5 separate regions of the Homo sapiens genome follow, and all the other regions are linked to region 4. Evidence: chromatin contacts called from ENCODE Hi-C or POLR2A ChIA-PET data. All regions are on one chromosome and are shown on one strand. Each heading gives the region's core, a stretch centred on a gene start or an enhancer-like site at or near the end of the contact. The rest is flanking DNA. Distances are from core to core; before and after follow the strand shown. Region 1 holds the start of LINC00886 (long intergenic non-protein coding RNA 886). Region 2 overlaps KCNAB1 (potassium voltage-gated channel subfamily A regulatory beta subunit 1). Region 3 holds the start of SSR3 (signal sequence receptor subunit 3). Region 4 holds the start of DHX36 (DEAH-box helicase 36). Region 5 holds the start of TIPARP (TCDD inducible poly(ADP-ribose) polymerase).

What was found. A loop is a pair of places that touch in the nucleus more often than their neighbours do. ChIA-PET counts read pairs that join two places held with the same protein, here RNA polymerase II (POLR2A). Pooled maps may share reads with other maps.
Region 1: a loop to region 4 is called in a pooled map, with 7 times the contacts of the local background. The contact joins the promoter of LINC00886 here to the promoter of DHX36 in region 4. A Hi-C loop is called at or near these places in 2 of 168 maps with a recorded cell type or tissue (CD8-positive, alpha-beta T cell and naive thymus-derived CD4-positive, alpha-beta T cell), 1 of 37 single-sample maps with no recorded cell type and 12 of 50 pooled maps.
Region 2: a pooled map shows a loop between it and region 4 (15-fold over the local background). The contact joins the enhancer-like site here to the promoter of DHX36 in region 4. A Hi-C loop is called at or near these places in 2 of 37 single-sample maps with no recorded cell type and 7 of 50 pooled maps.
Region 3: a map of CD8-positive, alpha-beta T cell shows a loop between it and region 4 (8-fold over the local background). The contact joins the promoter of SSR3 here to the promoter of DHX36 in region 4. A Hi-C loop is called at or near these places in 2 of 168 maps with a recorded cell type or tissue (CD8-positive, alpha-beta T cell and naive thymus-derived CD4-positive, alpha-beta T cell) and 11 of 50 pooled maps. POLR2A ChIA-PET finds 5 or more read pairs at or near these places in 1 of 52 experiments (CD4-positive, alpha-beta T cell).
Region 5: a loop to region 4 is called in a map of CD8-positive, alpha-beta T cell, with 13 times the contacts of the local background. The contact joins the promoter of TIPARP here to the promoter of DHX36 in region 4. A Hi-C loop is called at or near these places in 5 of 168 maps with a recorded cell type or tissue (B cell, CD8-positive, alpha-beta T cell, naive thymus-derived CD4-positive, alpha-beta T cell and 1 more) and 14 of 50 pooled maps. POLR2A ChIA-PET finds 5 or more read pairs at or near these places in 1 of 52 experiments (naive thymus-derived CD8-positive, alpha-beta T cell).

Annotation. Positions count from the first base shown.
Region 1 is chr3:156,814,477-156,818,579 of GRCh38, reverse strand. It overlaps LINC00886 (long intergenic non-protein coding RNA 886), which reads left to right and starts at 1,518. Exons shown (of 3, transcript NR_038387.1): 1 at 1,518-1,693. RefSeq lists an enhancer at 421-1,620 and silencers at 1,505-1,714, 1,735-2,064.
Region 2 is chr3:156,482,044-156,486,036 of GRCh38, reverse strand. All of the region lies in intron 8 of KCNAB1 (potassium voltage-gated channel subfamily A regulatory beta subunit 1), which reads right to left. Among named protein-coding and RNA genes, the nearest start is that of KCNAB1-AS1, 37 kb to the right of the region's middle. RefSeq lists enhancers at 2,163-2,252, 2,283-2,542, 1,776-2,975. Within about 2 kb of position 1,601, at least 16 of the 41 ENCODE cell types and tissues checked have a DNase peak (open chromatin) inside an H3K27ac peak, as active enhancers do.
Region 3 is chr3:156,553,297-156,557,295 of GRCh38, reverse strand. SSR3 (signal sequence receptor subunit 3) reads left to right here and starts at 2,179. Exons shown (of 5, transcript NM_007107.5): 1 at 2,179-2,339; 2 at 3,515-3,641. The coding sequence starts at 2,207. RefSeq lists an enhancer at 2,241-2,320.
Region 4 is chr3:154,322,145-154,326,064 of GRCh38, reverse strand. It overlaps DHX36 (DEAH-box helicase 36), which reads left to right and starts at 1,578. Exons shown (of 25, transcript NM_020865.3): 1 at 1,578-1,891. The coding sequence starts at 1,649. RefSeq lists an enhancer at 1,391-1,685.
Region 5 is chr3:156,672,663-156,676,442 of GRCh38, reverse strand. It overlaps TIPARP (TCDD inducible poly(ADP-ribose) polymerase), which reads right to left and starts at 1,853. Exons shown (of 6, transcript NM_015508.5): 1 at 1,647-1,853. It overlaps TIPARP-AS1 (TIPARP antisense RNA 1), which reads left to right and starts at 730. Exons shown (of 1, transcript NR_027954.1): 1 at 730-3,272. RefSeq lists silencers at 768-1,127, 1,498-1,567, 1,598-1,647 and an enhancer at 2,058-2,357.

The DNA of each region.
Region 1 (4,103 bases), core at 269-2,768, 2.5 Mb before region 4:
TTTTCTTTTATTGTTGGCAGTCTCTGCACATGGCAGAGCAGTGGTGGCTGACGGTCCAATTTTGTCACCAAAAGGAACTGGGGAGAAGGCATCTATGCCCACCCTCCTGTTAGAAAATTGCCAGGAAATGACTTTCTTTGGCACAACTTGGATGATATGCAATCTCTTTAACCAAATTACTAAGGCCAGGAGGAGTCAAGTGCTGTTTGTCATTGGCTTACCTTGAGTCAGGTATATGCCTCTCGACCAAGTGTGGGGACCAAGTAGGCAAGGCCACACACAATGACACCTCCCTTTCTAACTACATTCTAGAAGAGTAAAGGCAGAAGCACAATCCAGGCAGGAAGGGTAGGCAGTTCTGTCCCAGAAGAAATTAAGCGTGCTGGGCAGACCAGGAAAAAAAAAAAAAATCCCACGTGAGAATCAGTCAGCTGGTAGAACATTTTAAAATTAAACAGTGAATCTTGCTGCCTTTTCCCACATATGGTAAGCTGAGATGAGAATATGTATTTTTGAGAAAGCTTCCTAGGAGTTTATTGTGTCTATTCTAACCCTAGAGAATCCCCCCTTTCCTATAATGTTACATGTATCACAAAAACAAATGTGTGTGTAACTAGGCACTATAGGCCTAAGAGTCATAATAGGGAAATAAGAGAGCATAGATTCACCAAATCAAAGTTTAAGTACATAGAAAATAAACTAATGTGGAATTTCCCAAGCTTTCAGTTGACTGGGGTGCTCTTGTGTTAAAAACTATCGTGGTAACATTTTTTGTTTTGTCCTCTAAACTTGATTTATCTGCAAATCTACAAACATTTTAATTATGTAAATAGATATCTGTGCGGGCAAAACACTTTTTGCTCACATGATCTTGAGAAGGAACTTAGATTCTGGTGTCTTAAAACGTGGCACCTTTTTTATGTCCTTGGGGCTTTTGAGTCACCATATAAATGAGGTCTCTCATGTTCGTATGCCAGGGAGATCAACCACCTCTGATTTTAAAATAAAACACTGCAAAGAAAGCTTCCGGGAGGAATGAGAGCATGCCCCAAATCACGACTCTGTAATTAGTCTTTGTGCAGAGCGGACAGAAATTTCGTCCCAAAGCCACCGTCCTTGCTCTGGTTCCTTTCTCTGTAAGCATGTCACACGAACCACACTCCTGCGCCATGCATCGCAATTTAAAGCTTTCCTTGTAAAGTTTCCCCAGCTTGATTGCTTATGGAAAGAGCAGCTCCGGTTCCCAATTCGTTTAATACATCCTGTCCGAGCGCGTTTTATTACCGAATGTTACCCACGTTGTGATAACAAGGGGACGCTGTGTCCTCCCCCGGTGAACTCACTCCCTGTCCCAGAAATATAGCGTGACTGCCCTCCCCGGCGGTGTTTTGAAAGTAGAAGCCGGGCGCCGCCCTCCAGCACCTGCACCTCCCGCCCGGCGACGGCCGCCTGAAGCACGAAGTGCGTGCGACCGCAGCCCGGCAGGTCACGCAACCCCAGGCCGCCGCGCCGCCTGCGTGCCTGCAGCCCGCCGGCCCCGCCCCCGCTGCCTGCTTCCGCCGCTTTAGTGCACGCTCGGGCTTCCTGGTGCGCCCGGAGCCTGCCTCGCGTGCCGACCCCGCCGCGTAATCCGGCGAGGCATCCCAGATTCCGCCCGGCTCCAGACGCCCTCCACCGACTTTAGTTCGAGCAGGTGACGCCCTCATTTTAACGCCGAAAAGTGTCAGTTCCCGATATACAACAAACACCTCAGGCTGCGAAACGTGGGATAAGGGGACAGCGGGCTGAGAGTCGACCTCGCCCCTGGGCCCCTCTCGGCCTCCTTGGCGCCTGCTCCCTGCCCGCTCCGTCGGGCGGCCCTGTGCGGGCGGAGAGAGCAGCAAGGCGGCCTCCCGCACTGCCTGGATTTCGAGGGCGGGGGCGGGCGCGGGGGCAGCCCGGCCAGGGCTAGGAGACCCGGGAAGGGGTCGCCAGCGAGTGGCCTTCGCGGAGCTGCCTCACCCCGCCTGCCTGGAGCCGGGAGCCCGGCGTGCACTGACGCCTGGGGCACGCTGGGGGCGACTTTCGTGGCCGGGCGGCTGACCCCGGCGACCCGGCGCAGTGTCCAGAAGTGCGCTGGGGGGTAATGAAGGGCAGCGCTCGCTGAGGCTGAAAGGAGCGAGGGCCGGCGCTGTGTAGGTTAGATTCTTTGTTGACGTCTGGGAGCCGTCTTTTGAAGAATGAGAACGGGGCCGTTATTGCAAGTAGGATGGGCTTCATCGTGGGCCTCGAAGGATCAGGGGTGGGCGCGCCGGCTGCCAGGGCCCCTCTCACGCCACGCCGCGTGCAGGCGAGGGGAAGCGCGTGTCGTGACGACCTGCGATGAGATCAGTTTGAGTAACCACAGCCGTCGGGGCTGAGAAATGCAGCCAGTCACGCAGCGCAGCGCAGCTCAGCGCTGGCTCTGGCCGGGTGGCCGCAGCCGCTCCGCGCTTCGCAGAGGGAGGTGGGGGTGGATCAGCCCCTTCCAGGTGGTCGCCGGTGGGGGCGTCAGAACTATTCTAAGAGGGTGGGGAGCCAGAGAAGAAAACCATACAAAATGCAACTTGCATGATTAGGAGGCTGAATTCTATGAGCAAATGGGTTTTCAAGAAGCACACTGAAAATAACCTCTGTAAATGGTTGTCTCTTACACTTTGCCCAGTAGATAACTGTTTAAAAACTACTCTAACACGGAATTCAAAGGTCATTCAAATGTGCCTTCAATTTGTTTATATTACTTAGTTTAACAGGCAGTACACACGGCTCACATATGCGTGCATGAAATTTAATTTATACAGTCAAGTCTGGAAGCATGGTTTGGCAAGAGGAATAATTGTGAATTCAGTTAAAGTCAGGGTACAAACAGCCAGATTACTTAAAAGGACAGATGAACTGAAAAAAAAATCAGTCCATGAGGAAGCTGTTACATTCATCTTTTCATGGTCTTGAACATCTTATACCAACTCAACAATAATACCCAGCGGAAACTTCTAATTAGACACAGAAAACGCAAGTATTAGCTGTGTGGGCAAGCATCAAAAAGCCTCATGTTAGAGACAGACACATGAATAACATCTATAACGTAACAGCGTATATCTTTTTTTTTTTTTTTTGAGACGGAGTCTTGCTCTGTCACCCAGCCTGGAGTGCAGTGGTGCGATCTCGGCTCACTGCAAGCTCCGCCTCCAGGGTTCATGCCATTCTCCTGCCTCAGTCTCCCCAGCAGCTGGAACTACAGGCGCACGCCGCCACGCCCGGCTTTTTTTTTTTTTTTTTTTTGTATTTTTACTAGAGACGGGGTTTCTCGATGGCCAGGATGGTCTCGATCTCCTGACCTCGTGATCCGCCCGCCTCCGCCTCCCAAAGTGCTGGGATTACAGGCGTGAGCCACTGCGCCTGGCCGTAAGAGCATATATCTTTAAAATTCTGTATTTCAGTCATTTCCTTAGTATACATTTGGCTCACTGATAGGTATGTTAGTTACTATAAAACAATTAGGATTAATCACCAGGTACAGAAAAATCTCTGTTGTGAATTTAAAATTTTTATCAGATTTTTTTTTTCTCTTGAGACAAGTCTGTTTGGTTGATCAGGCTGGAGTGCTGTGGGGTGGTCAGGGCTCATGGCGGCCTCTATCTCCCAGGCTCAGGCGATCCTCCCACCTCAGCCTTTCCAGTAGGTGGGACCAGAGGTGCGCCACCACGCCGCGCTAATTTTTTATTTTTTGTAGAGATAAGGGCTCCCTATGTTGCCTGGGCTGGTCTCAAACTCCTGGGCTCAAGCGATCCTCCCACCTGGGACTCCCAAAGTGCTGGGATTACAGGCATGAGCCACCATGCCCAGACCAGAATTATTTTATTTTACTTTATTTATTTATTTTACAAATCGTAATGTTCATATAATGTGAGTTCAGTAGGAAATAAGGAGTTGATCCTTAGTGCCTAGCAAACTGCATCAAATTAATATTATGAATGAAGAAAGGAATGAATTAATGTATAGGCAGTACTCTAATGGTTAGACCTGTGAACTGAAGTGTCATGAGGGAGTAGTGCCAGCCCTGCCACTGACTCATGTGTGATCTT
Region 2 (3,993 bases), core at 352-2,851, 2.2 Mb before region 4:
TTGAATCGAGTGATCAACCTGAACAGGACCAGCAATGGGATGCAGCAACCCTCCTGGGCCCTCGGAAAACAGTGTGGAAAATACTATGGAATAGTATGCAGACAGAAAAAAGAATGAAATCATGTCCTTTGCAGCAACATGGGCGGAGCTGGAGGCTATTATTCTAAGTGAAATAGAATCAGAAAATCAAATACGTCATGTTCTCACTTGTAAGGGGGAACTAAACAAGGGCTACACAAGGACATGAAGATGGAAATACTAGACAATGGGGACTCCAAAAGAGGGGAGGGTGGCAGGGTGGTGAGTCTTAAGAAACTCCCTATTGGGTACAATGTTCACTATTTGGGTGATCAGTTCACTAGAAGCCCAAAGCTCAGCATTATGTAATATACCCATGTAACAAACCTGCACATGTACCCCCGAATCTAAAATAGAATAAAATAAAAAAATTTAACAGTCATGACAATTAAATGTACTGCAGGATTCATGCCCCCCCCAAAAAAGCAAAACAAATAAATCCTATAAAGGACATTTTAGAAAATTTGAATATGGCTTGAATATTCTTGAGTATGATGATTGTGTTATGGTCATATAGAAGAATGCCTTATTCTCAGGAGATACTGGAGAAAATATTTATGAATGAAATGTCACAATGGCAAAGAACAAGAGAGGGAAAAACAAAGGCAAAATGTGGCACAATTTGGTAAATGTAGGTGAAGAGTATTGGGTGTTTATTCTTTCACCATTTCTATAAGTTTTTAATTTCTCAAAATAAAAAGTTGGGGGAAGAAAGAGCTATGGAACAAGCTCTTGCACACTTCATTTGAAAGTACAAATGGAGAACTGGCATCTCACTCTAAAATGTCATTTCAATTGTTTCTTGGTGTCTGGCTGAAACTTTGATTATTACATCTTCCAAGGTTTATATATTCCTAAAAGTGTAAACATATGTAACAACAACAACCTCAAAATATTTGTGCAGGACAATTACAATTTATAACATGTTTCCACTTATCTCATTTTGTCTTCACAACAATCTTGGAAATAGCTAGAATATTTTTATTCTTCCCATTTTACAAATGAAAAACTGAGAAGCTGAAGGTCTGAGCAACTCAGCCAAGTTTATATACCTAAGACTAACGCCCTCACCTTCTGATTGCAGACCTCATATTTTTTTAGGACACATATTAAATATTCAGGAGGGGGGTTAACAAAACCACTTACTCTCATTATTAATACTTCCTTTTGTACAGAAAGTAAGAGAGAGACTCGAGGGTATTTGTTTATCCCCGGCTGTCTGAGAATTTTCGATTACCCTGACACAGGTGGCTCTGCTCACTGCATTCAATCAGCATGCCAGTAAACCCTCAGAGTGTGTTGCTGCTAAGTCATGTTAGTCTCCAAGTCCTCTGCATGTCACTGCAGATCTGCTGCAGCAGATCGAGGAACTTACAGAAATGAATTCTCCTGAGATCCAGTCAACATCCCCTCAGAATATGGAGTTAAATTTTGTCACAACTCCAAATATCTCTCAGAGAAATGACAACTCACAGAAGGAAGTGCACATGAGTCATAAACCCACAGCCCCAGAATACTAAGCAGCTCTGTTTTTCACCTGACAGCTGGGGTGAGCAGAAGCACTCTCTGTTCTCCCTCTCTCTCTCTCTTTTTTCTTAACTAAAAACAACTTAAGGGAAAAAGAAGAAGAAGAAAAAAGCATCCTTTTGGAGCTTGGTGAAGTCCACAGACTTGTTGTGAGAAGGTACAATAGTCTCCCAAACATTTGGCCCACCTTGTTTTTCCTTTTTTAACTTACTGAATGATACAGATTGAATCTCTTCTGCCTTCGCTGTTGAGTAAAGATGTCATGAAAGAAAAAAAAGGTGGGGGAGGGAGGAGAGAAAATAGAGGAAGTAAACTGCATAGCATATAAGCATATCCTTCTTTAGAATCTTCCCTTCAAACCAGGACTTTATGGAATAAGGTTGGGAATCACTGATTTCCAAAGAAAGCGGAAAATACAACACCAGATGAGTACAATTGTTTTTCTGGAGTATAGTTTTCTTTAAAGCCAGCTCTTCACATATTTTCTGCAGCCTTGGCAATTGTTAACTTCTCAGTAGTTCTAGTAAAGGTAATTTCTCTAAAGCTCTTGTTCTTTCTATGGAACCCAGTTGGAAAAGATCATTTGTTAACCAGGGGCTCTGTTCTTATAGATGCATATCAGAATGATCCACAGTCAGAACTTTGTGGGCCTCTTGTTAATGCTGGAAATTTTTCAACAGGCCTGGAAGATTTGCCGGACCTGAGGCAACATGTCAACAACTGAGAGTGGTGAACTCTGTAATGTGCCTTTGCTGTATGACTTAAGATTATTCAGTTCTGCTCAAGAAAGAAAGTGAAACAAAGAAAGAGGATAAATGAAACTGGGTGGAGATGCAAGTAGCTTGTGAGACATAGGCAGAATTTATATGATGAGCATGGTAAAACTAAGTGGATTAGTAACCCCTGAGTCATAGTGGCCATCAACAAAGTAGAGAATGTGCATGCTGAACACAGATAGGAGGGAGGAATGGAAAGAGGTGATATTGACAACATATCCATATGCATACGACATCAAACATTTGAAATATACTAAATATAAATACATAAAATATGAGAACTTAAGTCTTCAGTCAGCCACCCATTGGTGACCCCCATTCTAGCCACAGAAATCCTCTGTGCAAGGAATGCAAATAGTCCTTAGCTGTTCATCAGGCCAAATGATGAGCTACAGGTCATGGCCAGGTGGGCTTGTCCCTGTGTCTTTCCAAGTATACTACTGACCCGGGCATCTTTTCCTTGCTGAGCCCCTTGCTGAAACCTCAGATTTGACCTATATAATCACACCACGGAGAAGGTCAATGTGGTAGATAGAGAGAACAGGTCACATGAGCACTGTGTGTCCCAAGATTTAAGTAGCTGGGTTCTTTCTCCTGCGTGAATTCTAGTGTAATTATTTTAACTGTCCCTATCTCTTCCCCTCTTTCTTCTCATAATGTGTTTTAATTGATTTGATAAACCATGTGACTCATGCATCTTAATTTGTTGTGTTAGCCTTCTTCTTTGAGACCTCTAGGATAACCTGGTAGTAGACCTGGAGACTACAATTGCATCAAGGTAATTTCCTGCATAAAAAAATTACAGCAGTACTATACAAACAGTAATAATAACAAAAATGGTAGCTCTAAATTTCGAGTAGTTACTAGGCAACATCCTAAGCATTTTGTGTATATTATCTCAAATAATCCTCACAATAACCCTATAGAGCAGATATTATTACCTACGTTCTACAGATAAGAAAACCAGGGACAAGAGAAGTTCAATAACTTGCCTAAGATCAATTGGCTCGTAACAGAAAGAGGATTTGAATTGAGGTCTGACTCTTAATGCCATACCTTTGCTATTTTGGAGGAGTCCAAGCTATTTTCCAAACCCCCTCCCCACTGCCCACCATTTCCTCCTATTAGGTCATCCTAACTAAAATCTACCCCCATAACTTCCTAGCCCCCTCCCATGATTAGTTTGTTTCTCCATTCTATTATCACCATCTAATGTAACTTTCTTACTAACTTTTTGTCTGTCTCCCCAACAAGAATGTGATTTTTCTAAGGATAGGATTTTTGTTTATTAACTTCTGCTTCTCCAAGTGCCCAAAACAGTGCTTAAATAGTAAGTATTCAGTGAATATCAACTGAATGAATGAGTTAATCCTATTATTGAGTTGTTTTTTTTTTCTAGAGACATCTTTGAAAATAAAGTCACAGGCACAAGATCACCTTTCAGGCTGAATAGATTAACCCTGGAAAATTTATGATTAAATCAGCTTAAAGGGCATAAAGAGTTTCAGAGCAAAATTTTAGGAGGAAAAAAAGGGCTATAAGAAAATTACACTGCCAACTCCATGGCTTGAATCTTACATGACTTCATCACAGATCCTGTGCAGCCCTGCAG
Region 3 (3,999 bases), core at 930-3,429, 2.2 Mb before region 4:
TTTACCCCCACAAAATAATTTGAAATTCATATTTTAGATTATCTTCTGTTTATAGTTACCTTTAGCTTTACAAAATGTATTAATTTTTTTCTGCTAGCTTTTTTTGATTATATCAATTGTAACATTTATATCCACTAAACATTTCAAACTTTTATCTTTCCTATTTTAATTGTTAAAATATTTTTCTCAGGCATAATTTTTTTAAATCTCATCCTTATCATTTCTTCTTTTCTTCTTTTAAAAGAAAGATGATTGTTGTCTCTTTGGATCTTTTAGTTTTCTGATTTTTTTTTTTTTTTTTTTTTGATGGAGTCTTGCTCTGTTGCCAGGCTGGAGTTGGAGTGTAGTGGCGCGATCTTGACTCACTGCAACCTCTGCCTCCCGGGTTTAAGTGATTCTCCTGCCTCAGCCTCCTGAGTAGCTGGGGACTACAGGCGTGCGCCACCATGCCTGGCTAATTTTTGTATTTTTAGTAAAAGCGAGGTTTCACCATGTTGGCCAGGATGGTCTCGGTCTCTTGACCTTGTGATCCACCCACCTTGGTCTCCCAAAGTGCTGGGATTACAGGCATAAGCCACCGCACCCAGCCTCTGATTTTTATCTTTTATCTTCTTTTTATATCCTTAGTTTGTTTATAAATAGGCAGAAGAAAATCTAGTTATAGAGACAGATCCAAAAAGTTTTATTTATGAATTGGTCATAGATGGAGAAGGAAAAAAATAATTAGTGTTGAAACCCACTATTTTAACCAGAACAACAAATGAGTTTAAAAGAATGCAACTTAGTGAGATAGGAAAAACTGGGGGAGGAGTATGTGTAAGAGAAAATAATAATTTCTTCTTCTATCACTACCATGTAATAAAATAAAGAGCATTTTTAACATCAAAAAAGACATAAACCCAGATATTTTTAAATGAATACTTTTGATTTTCTGAAAAATTCACTAGATGGTCTTTTTTTCTTTTTCATTTTGTGGTGAATTAATGAAAACTTCTGGCATTAAGGAACACTTGCGGTAGATAATGGAAGGATTTATATTTCAGGAAAACTCACTCTGGTACCTGTATAGAGAATAGACTGGAAAAGATTGAAGACAAAAGCCCAATTAGGACTAGTAATAGGAAGCTGTGGAGGTAGATTACAATTTGGATACTGTGAGGAAGAAAGATATCTACCAAACGGTTAATAAGGAGGCTGGAGGTTGAGGAAATTGTGCCTAATGCACTAGAGTGTTCTCAGTAATCAAAAGTAGCATTTGCTGGGAGTGATGTGGTTGAATTTTTTTTTGAAGAAAAAATGATAATGTGTTGAGTTAAAAATGGAATCTAGCTGTTTTAATAGACATACTTAATCCTTCTGAGCTTCAGAGAGGGAGTCTTGCCTAGCCAACCTGTTCTTAGTATTATGTTTTATTTAGCATGGCTTTGGAAGCCACAAAACTCTATAGGTCTAGTTGAAATAAAATAAAATAGTAGTAACTTGTATCAGACATATATTAAATATTGCCTTCATCAATGAGATCATGAGTTTCTTAAAAGCAAGAGTCCCATTTTCTTCTTCCTACAGAGGTGGCCTATTGTTTAGTGAAAAGAGCCCACGCCTTGGAGACCCACACCGCAGGTCTACGACCCTCAGGCTCTTCAGCTGCAATGGCGGTAATGATGCGCACGTCATAAGATTCTTCAAGGTATTTAATGAAATAAAGGATGTGTAAAGGAGAAGGGATTTTACATGAGTTAGCTATACCTTTCTCTTCTTTCTTCTTCAACGTACTCAGTCCTGGGTACGCACAGAGGGCACTAATGGCGTGGGGCCAGAAGAGCTTTTAATTTTGGAATTCTGAAGAACTGAGAACTCGTGAGTCTGTCAGCAGCTCTGAAGTGGAATATCAATAAAGTTTTGTTAATTTTTTTTAAAGCACCGACTAAACTACAAATCCCTTCTCTCTCCTCCAGGTGGGTGGGTCACGTGGCTTGTCAGGAATCCGGAAGTCTGGCCCGCTCGCCCAATCACGCCCGGAAGCCTATCTAGTGGCGCCAAGCTGGCCAATCCTGGGGACGCTTGCTCTTCGCCAAACCGGGTCCCGCCTCCGCGCGCCGCGCTGACGGGTCGTTAGCGGATACGGCGGCCGCAGGGGCGGAGTCAAGGGCCTTTGCCCGCCTTGGCGGCCGGCTCTACGTTCCCTGTTCTCGCCTGCAGCTCCGCCATGGCTCCTAAAGGCAGCTCCAAACAGCAGTCTGAGGAGGACCTGCTCCTGCAGGATTTCAGCCGCAATCTCTCGGCCAAGTCCTCCGCGCTCTTCTTCGGAAACGCGTTCATCGTGTCTGCCATCCCCATCTGTGAGTGCTGGGAGCGAGGCGGGTTAGGCAGGCCGCCGGCTAGTCGGGCTGGGCGGGGACGTGGCAGGACCCGGCGAGCAGGGAAGGCGTGGGTGCCGGCCGGGGGTCGGCAATCTCTCCAGCTCCCCTGAGCTCGGGGAGGCACGGAGCCTCTTCTTTGGGCACAGTGTTGTCGCTTGGGATTGTCCTGTGCAGCACTCGGGGAGGTCACTTGTTAAAAGTACGCACGTTCCCGAGCTCCACCCCAGGAGAAGGTGGTTAACTAGTTCTGGGGTGGCGGCCCCGAATCTCTATTTAAACAGACAAACTCAAGCATACTGCCTCTGCCCTTTTCTATACAACTGTTGCTTGCCGTTACGAAATTTTAAACTTATTACTTATTTTGCATAAATTAGTTAGGTGAGAAACCCATGAAGTGACCCACTGAATTATAAGTGCATCTTTACGTGAGCTACTTCACACCATTGCATAATTTTCCTGGTTTTTGCAAAAAGAGAGAGGTTGAAGTGCCAGGGGTTAGGGATCTACCTTATTTATACTTTTTAATAATCCTACTGGACCAATTCTAGAATTCTCACTTGGTTGGGAAACTGCAGACTTGGACAAGGTCGTTTTTAGTAGAGCTCAAGTTTCCAGAACTCCTGTCTTTTGCTGCACTGTTGTTGGGCATTTAAAACTAAATGTATTTTTCTCTTTTGTCCTTATACAACCCAGCGTGCCATTAACGTGATGTGAAGCCATATGATGGCTCACTAATTGGACATAGCACTGCTTGGAGTTCTGATAACAGCCACGTCAGCAAGGAAACTATGGTTTGGGGCTGCACGTGGCATTTTGGAATGGCCTGTGTTTCGCATGCTAGTACCCTGATGAATGAAATTTGAAGTCTGACTTGTGATTACGTTGAGCCAGAGTTTGTTCTCATTTTAGAAGTTGAAATCTCATCTGGACTAGTAATAGGAAGGTGATGTTTTTCAAATGTTCTGAACTGGAAAGCTTGAGACTATACTGTTACTGGTTATCTCGCTTCTGAAGATCCTCAGATACTATTGGATTGCATAACTAATAACCTGGTATTTTACCAGGCTTAGCTATAATTAATTTCGCAGGCTTTTGTTGCGGGGTTGTAATGTTTTGCTTCTTTTTGTACCCTTCCCCCTTTTATTTTAATTCAGGGTTATACTGGCGAATATGGCATATGGATCTTATTCAGTCTGCTGTTTTGTATAGTGTGATGACCCTAGTAAGCACATATTTGGTAGCCTTTGCATACAAGAATGTGAAATTTGTTCTCAAGCACAAGTAAGTATGTTTTTCAAGTGAAAGTACGTACTACATGTTATATTTTTATATGTCTTCTTAAAGATCATTTGTGTGTGTTGGTTTTAATAAGCATTAATTTGAGATATATATATTAATAAACATTTTGGGGGAAAGGAACATTGATGCTAGGAAGAATTATTAACTAACTGAAGTAGAGACAATGATCATTCTGACACGGCTACAGAAGCAGATTTTGAGGGTGGAATTAGAACACTTAAACACAGGCCTTAATATGAGGTTCATCAGAGAAACAAACCCACCAAGTAAGTTAACATTTCAGAAGCTAAATGTAATTCCTTATGGAGAGAATTGTTCTGGGCTCTTCACGTACTATTTT
Region 4 (3,920 bases), core at 329-2,828:
ACTGCTCTGCATAAACATATCACTGTTCTTTAAGTGGCACATAAGTTTTCCATAATCAGACCCCTATCTACCTCTTTGGCCTTCCCCATCAGGCTTTAAGATTCAGGGTAGTTGTTTTAAGTTCTCCGATGTCTCACATCATTATCTGTCTTTACACATTGTTCCTTTCACCTGCCATACTTTTCTTCTGCCCATTAGTCTGGCAAAAGTCTACTTATCTCAAAAGTTGTTGCATAACTCACCTAACTCCAAAATTAAATTCTTTTGCTGTAGTATCTCTTGGCTCTTAGGGAGGAAATACTTTTTGTCTACTTTCTTAGATTCAGTGTTTGCAGGCCCCAGACTTAAAGTGACAAAACAGATTAGCAAAAGAAAAGACAGACTTAACCACATACATAATAGAGTTCACAGAAAAAGGTGATTCAGGGAGGTAGAGTTCTGACTTATCTACCATCTTATAAAGGGAAGGAAAGGGGAAAACAGCACGTATGGAAAAAACAAATGACTTTTAGTAAAAATAAATGACACCTTAAAACAGATGCCAGATATGATAGCTTTGTGACAATGTCTATTCAAGTGTGTTGCCAGCTTCTAACCTCCAGTGATAAGAGTCAGTCTTCCTGGGTTTCCCTCCCAGGGAGGAGCTTGATTTGAATTCCTCCGTGTGGTTCTGCATTTAGACAGGTAGATTTCAGAAACTCAAATGTCTTTGCTCAAAATAATTTTTAGGCCACAATGGTGTATTGTAGACCCCTTCCTGGCATACAGCATTTCCCTTTCTTAATTCACTGCACAAAGATAGCCTTTGTCTTTCCCTTAAGACTGTAGGCAAATAAAAGCTCATGCCATACTTGCTTTGTTCAGTGAGTATTCCCAGCACCTTTACATCAGTTAACTGTAACATGAGCTGGATATCTCCTGGTGTACATCCAAGCCTGTGTGGCCCAATTACTTGATTATTCAAGAACAGCTTGTACAAAACACTCAGTGTGCTGGTTAATAAACAGTATGTGGCTTCATATGAACACATGAATCTTCAAAGTAGTTTATTTACATTGCCTAAGAGCTCTGCACCGAATTTGGGTAGACACGCTCATCTTAACACTATTGGATAAACGTACTAAATAGTGACAACACTTTCAAGGAGGTAAGGGGATTTTAAATTACATATTTGAATAGTTGTCAGGCTGTTTTCAAGACTAGAAGAACTCATTTTTTAGAGACTTTTCTTTAGAAGACGGCGAATTGATCCAAGGGTTCTTTTGTTTCAATCAACGTTTACTACCCTAGGACCTAAGTGCAAAAAAACTGCGGATTTACCAGGAATAAGAAAGTAAAAACCAAAAGCTATTGGCTCACTTGCTGGGCCTAGGGAAAGAAAATCTACGAGCCTTTGGCTGGCTGTTGCTCCAGAGGTACAAAGATAAACAACTCGGGGGCTCAGACAGAACCTGATCCCTGCCACCCTCCAGACCACCGGGGTCGTCCTCCCGTGACGTCACCAGAAACCACTGCTTGTGACGCTAAATGGCCCGCCCTCTTGTGCGGTGCTACGGAAGCAAAACGGAAGTGGGCGCACAGTGGCTTCCGGGCCCGGACGCCATTTCCAGCGGTTGCTGGTTCTGACGGGTTGTAGTCTGCCAGGACAATGAGTTATGACTACCATCAGAACTGGGGCCGTGATGGGGGTCCCCGCAGCTCCGGTGGGGGCTATGGAGGGGGGCCAGCAGGGGGTCATGGAGGTAACCGAGGCTCCGGAGGAGGCGGCGGCGGCGGAGGGGGTGGTCGAGGCGGCAGGGGCCGGCATCCCGGGCACCTGAAAGGCCGCGAAATCGGCATGTGGTACGCGAAAAAACAGGGGCAGAAGAACAAGGAAGCGGAGAGGCAAGAGGTAATCTCGGATTCAGTAGTGGAGAGGATGAGGCAGCACAGGTTTTCTTCTCTCTCCCGCTGCCCCCTTTTTCTTGGTTTTGTTTCTTAAGTGATGCACGTGTTTTGTGAAATGTAAATGAGGCGCAAATATATTATGCTGGCGCTCCCCGTAGCGGGTGTACTGCGTAACATTAGCCATGCTCATCTGACCAAAAACAGGCAGGATTTATGCAGGCTGAATATATACTTTGCTTAAAGGACTTGAGAACTGTGACAAAGCAAATGTTAAGTTCACGTTCCAACCGAAATTAACTTTATTAGGAGTGTCGTTGTCGTATCTCTGGCCGTCCTTTCCCTTAGAATAATAATTGTCACTTTAAGGTCTTTGCCTGGTGAAGAAGCACATAGCGACCTTTCTACATTTGAGATAGGTTTGCGCGGAACAAAAGCAGGCAGACACTGTTTTGGATGTGGATCATTCAGAAAAATAGTCCAGCTTTTATTATTAGTGTTAAAATTATCTGCAAACCTAGGTTTTTGTTTTTTATGTTGGGGTGGAGAAATTTCTATTGATGAGCAGATTCTCTTTGAAAAGGAAAATGAAAGGAATCTCCAGAGATGATTTGGCTTACTCTCCTCTCTTCAGGTGATTGTCAGGTTGATTTGTGTCTTAAAGATCTGTAGTAAGGGAAACAAAGTTCTCCGAGTGACTAGTAAATAAAATTCTAATAAAAAATAATTTTTATCATTAAGCAGGAACTTTCTTAGTATAGGCCTTTGGTGACTTTTTAAAAGCACCTTATAAAATGTATTATAGAGTGTAATTAGATCATCATTTAGGCAACTTTTTTTTTTTTTAAGACAGGGTCTCACTCTGTCGCCCAGGCTGGAGTGCAGTGGCACGATCTTAGCTCACTGCAACCTCCGCCTCCCAAGTTCAAGCGATTCTCCTGCTTCAGCCTCCCGAGTAGCTGGGATTACAGGCGTCCGCCACCACCTCCGGCTAATTTTTGTATTTTTAGTAGAGACGGGGTTTCACCATGTTGGCCAGGTTGGTCTCGAACTCCTGACCTCAGGTGATCCACCCAACTCGGCCTCCCAAAGTGCTGGGATTACAGGCGTGAGCCACCACGCCAGGCCTAGACTACTATTTTTAAACCGTTCCATTTCTTTTTATTTCTTTTAACCATGTCATGTTCATTCAGGTGTTTTGGGGGCCTTATCCATTTATCTTCATAATTTAAACTTTTCTTTAAAAAACAAATCCATTTCTTTTACAGCCCCAAATTAACTTTTTCGTTGGGCATACTGGCTTGAAAATCAGGATACGGACGTCTAAGTAACTTTACAACTTTTATTTATTAAGGCTCTGTTTGAAACAAGGTTTTATGCATATTGCTCCAGGGACTTGAAGAAATGTGGTATTCAAAGAGCTTACAGTCTAGCTGAGAAAATAATACCTAAACAGATGAAAAGTTAAATAAGTCAGGAAAAAATGTTCATTATTGTTTCCACATGAAGGGTATAGCCAGTTGTGCAGTGGATGTTATGAATGGAACTTTTCATTTCTACTTGCGTTCCCATCCTCCTTTTAGTGGTGACACGACCATTTATTCACTTGGCAAGGCCAAATGAGATTTATCTTTGCTTCTTCCCCTTCATTTCAGCAAATCTCTGCCTTGTTAATATATCCCAATCTAACCACTTACCTCCAGAATAGTTACCATAGATCAAGCCACTGTTTGTTTTCTGTTCTTGCCTTCTAACTAGTCATCTAGCTTCCATTCTTGCTCTGCATTGTCTGTGCTTTACAGAGCCGCCTATGGTGATCTTTTAAAAGGAAAAATTAGATCATTTTATTACCTAATTCACAACTTCAGATTGGAAGTCATGTCACTTCTGTCTCAGTCTGATATATTTCAGTTGCATCTTGACATGTTCTCTGGAAATCTTGGTAATACGGCTTCAACGTAACAGGTTTACCGCTGTGCACATTTCTCTGAGCCCATGTCTCCAGTCTGATATAATTATAGTTTTTTTAGGCATAC
Region 5 (3,780 bases), core at 604-3,103, 2.4 Mb before region 4:
GGTAAAACTGAGTGTCCCCAAAAGTGAATATTAAAAATTTAATTGGAGAGTCATAAATCTATGTGTAAGAAGTCCATCAAATTCAGAAAAGTAAAATACAAAGCAGTTTATAACGAAGTATTAAATTTACATGATAAGTACAAAAGGAAAAGGCAGAAAAAGGAGAGTTCACTGTAAGCTGGCATTGTTAGGGAAAGCTTCACGAAGAAGGAGGGATCTGACATGAGACATAAATCAACTGGAAAGGAGCCAAGCCAGGCGTTATTATTCATCATTTGGTGTTATTGCCTCAAGGCACAATTGGCACAGATTGTGGTATTCCCTCTCCACCATACCAAACCGGCCTGTGCTTTCCCCACGCGCACACTCTCTAACCACTCCTATCAAACCCAATCAAGGTAAAATAGACACTAAATCGATTTTATTTATATGTGTGTCTGCGCGTACACACGCAAGCGCGCGCGCGCAACTTTTCCTATTATTGCCCTTTCATCAAACTCGGAAACAAAACTGGGAGGAAGAAGCAGAGAACTGGAGAAGTGGCTGGAGGGGGAAAGCCACTAGAACCTAGCTCCTCAATTAGTTTTCATAACAGAAAAATAAAGATGAGAAGAACACATCCTCCGGTCTCCAGCGGCAGGCGACACACCGCGACACCCCTCACCTCGTGACGCTGGGGTTCTGCGGCACTCCCGGCCAAAAGCACTTTCCGAAAAAACTGCCGCTCCAAAGCCTGCCCGCCCGCCGCCGCGCGACACCCCGGCGCCGAGCCCGGGTCCGAGTGACGCCTCCTGTTGGCCGCGGCGGTTTGCTCAGCTCCTGGTCCCGGGCCGCGCCAACTCCGCGCAGTGCAGCTGAGGCGCCGCCCGGCTCTGCAATTCCGGGTGTTCCCGGGCGTCCCCGCCCCCGCCTTCCCCTCAGCAGGCGCCTGGGCGCCCCCCAACTCCTGTCCAGCCTCCTTCGGACCAACGACCCGCCCCGGCCTCCCTGCATCCCAGAGACTACTCGCGGCGCCTTCTCTCTCTAATTCTTCTTTACCCCCTCAGCTCACCTCCCGAGGAGCGTCCAACGGGTCTTGGGGGCTCGCAGAACTGAGCCGCGAAGCGCGGGGGAAAGGCGGCGAGCGCTTCCCGCGGCGGCGGGGAGGAAGACGAAGACTTGTGCGCTCTCAAAGTTAATGTGAAAACATCTTCCAAACTTCTGGGCTGCAGCCCGAAACGCGGGGTAGCCGGAAGGCTCCCGTAGCTGCCGTGCCCTCCCCCCCGGGGTCTGGGAAGGGCTCCTAGGCGCCTCAGAGCACCCGGGGTCGGCCCGCGGGGGAGGCCGCATAGACGCGCCCCCACCCTGACGAACGGGGAAGGGGCAGGCGCCTGCGACCCCAACTAAATCCTTCGGCGCCTCGGTCTGATGTATACACCTGCCACAGGCTCTAAGTGCCTAAGAAGTGTAAACCAATTCCATCTTCATGCTGACGGGACCCGAGTGAATTCGGTACAAAGGGCAGTCTCAAAATCAATCACCCCGATCCGCGAGAGCCCCGCACACTGCCGGCGCGGGGCCGGGGCCGGGGCCGGAGCCGCGAGGCCGGCGCTCGCACTCCCCGCTAGGGTTCTTCAGCCCCTCAGTGCCCTCCCGGAGCCCTTTACCTGAACGGGAGCCTGAGAGAACGGACGACAGGAGCCGAGTGGAAAGCAGTGCCCGCGCCGGAGATCAGCGCCGAGGGCGGGAGCCGACGTCTAGGGACCACAGAGCCGCGACGCGGCGAGCCGCGCACGGGCCATTCCGCCGCCGCGAACGCAGAAAGCCTCGACCGCGCTCCGAGTCCAGCCAGCTCGCCTGTCACCTCGATCTCTGCTTTAAGTGGCTTCCGGTCGCCTCCTCCCGACGGCCCGTCGCGGAGGCGGAGCCTGGGCGGCCGGAGTTCGGTGGGGTGGGGTGAGGAGGCCGGGCGCTCAGTGGGTGTCGGGAAGAAGACCCGCCCCCTGCGCGCGCGTGCGCGTTCGTTCGAGGGGAGGCGCGCGAGTTCTGTGCGGTGGACTTATGCTCCCGCGAGGGGGCGTGTCCTTTCTCGCGTCCGCAGTGTCCCTGAGGGTCCGCGTCTACACGCGGCTGTGAGGAAGGAAGGCGCGTGCCGCGTGGGACGGGCTCCACCTGCCTGCGGACAGATGGAGGGTCACTTTGTTCCGAGAAGACCCAGACACCCGAGGGAGGATGTGAAACGGAACGACCCGTTTCGGTGCGGTTGGCTTTGTTTATTTGCCTACTCCCCAGACGCCTCCAGCCTCTGATTCCGGCACACCCTGTGAGGAAGCAAACGGCTGCCTCCCCCACTGCCACCAGACGAGGTCGCCTGCCCCGAGCCGGACAGGCTGGACAGGCTGCGCACCTGCGGCGGCCGACTATTTCGTGGGCCTTGTACGCCACCTTGCAGAAGGGAAGCTGTGAGGTTTTGGCGATAGAAGCGCATTTACTTGTGTTTTAAAGCCCACAAACGCCGTAGTGACTAACTTATTCATTCAGCAAATGTCTGTCAGAGCGTCTATTACGTACCAGGCATGTAGCCTGAACTTCACGCCTGTCCTCATGGAGCTTGCAGAGCACCTCTGAAATACACACCACATACGGAATGGCCATATTTTCTGGGTTGTAAAATACTTTGAATTGTAACTCCATATATTGAATAGATTTTCAGTAGTGAGGGAAGAAACAATACATTTAGTTCATATAATCCATATGTACGAAAAAGAAGTGCTGGTAATTCCAGACATGGAAGTCAGTAAAACTAGGAGCTAAGAGGTAATAATCATAGACATTATGATTCTAAGCCTTTGTTAAACGGTTCTAAACCAGACTGGGTAAGCGCACCAGCAATGAATAGATTAAGGGTGTTATCTCCTTAGCAGCTTATTTCAAATTGCATCAAGGCAGGGCCATTAAACTAAGGTGAGAATGATATGGGCGGAATTCAGAGGACAATAGGTAAAAGATGAAAATCTTTACATTTAAAATCTTATTGAGACAAGATCTTGGTCAGTGTCTACTCATACATAGAATTGCCTAGAAGCTAATATTTGAGTTTACCATATTACTGTTGGCTTTCTATTTTTCTCATTTGTTCTGTTTCTTTTCTGTCCTTTTGTGCCTTCTTGTAGATTATTAATTCCACTCCCTTGTAACAATTAGGTTGTTATACATTCTTTATGCTTTTAGTAGTATTTCAGTTATTTATTGCTGTGTTCAAACCACCCCCAAAATATAATGACTTAAAACAATGGCTCTTTTATTTACTCATGATTCTGAATTCTCTGGCACAGGAATTCAGTCAGGGCATAGTACAGGTGGCTCATTTCTGCTCCATGATGTCTGGGGCTTCAATTAGCGTGGGCATACTGGGGCCTGGCTGGAATGGCTTAACTAGGGTCATAAGTCTTGGGACTTAAGGATGGAGATGGAGTTTCATGACAAAAATGAAGTGAACATGATGTGGAAAATATGGACATGGAAGCCACGAGCTAAGGATGCTGGAACAGAAAGAAGGCTGTTAGCTACATACCTTGGTTTTTCTCTACATGGCTTCTCCATATGGCTAATTTAGGCTTCCTCACAGCATCATAATCTTAGGATTGCAAGAGGGGACATTCCAAAAAGACAAGCCTCAATGTGCAAGCCTTTACTTTTATCATGCTTACTAATGTGTCACTGGCCAAAGCAAGTCTCATGGCCAAGCTCAGCGTCAGTGTGGGGAGGAACTACACAAGATTGTGAATATTGGGAGGTGTG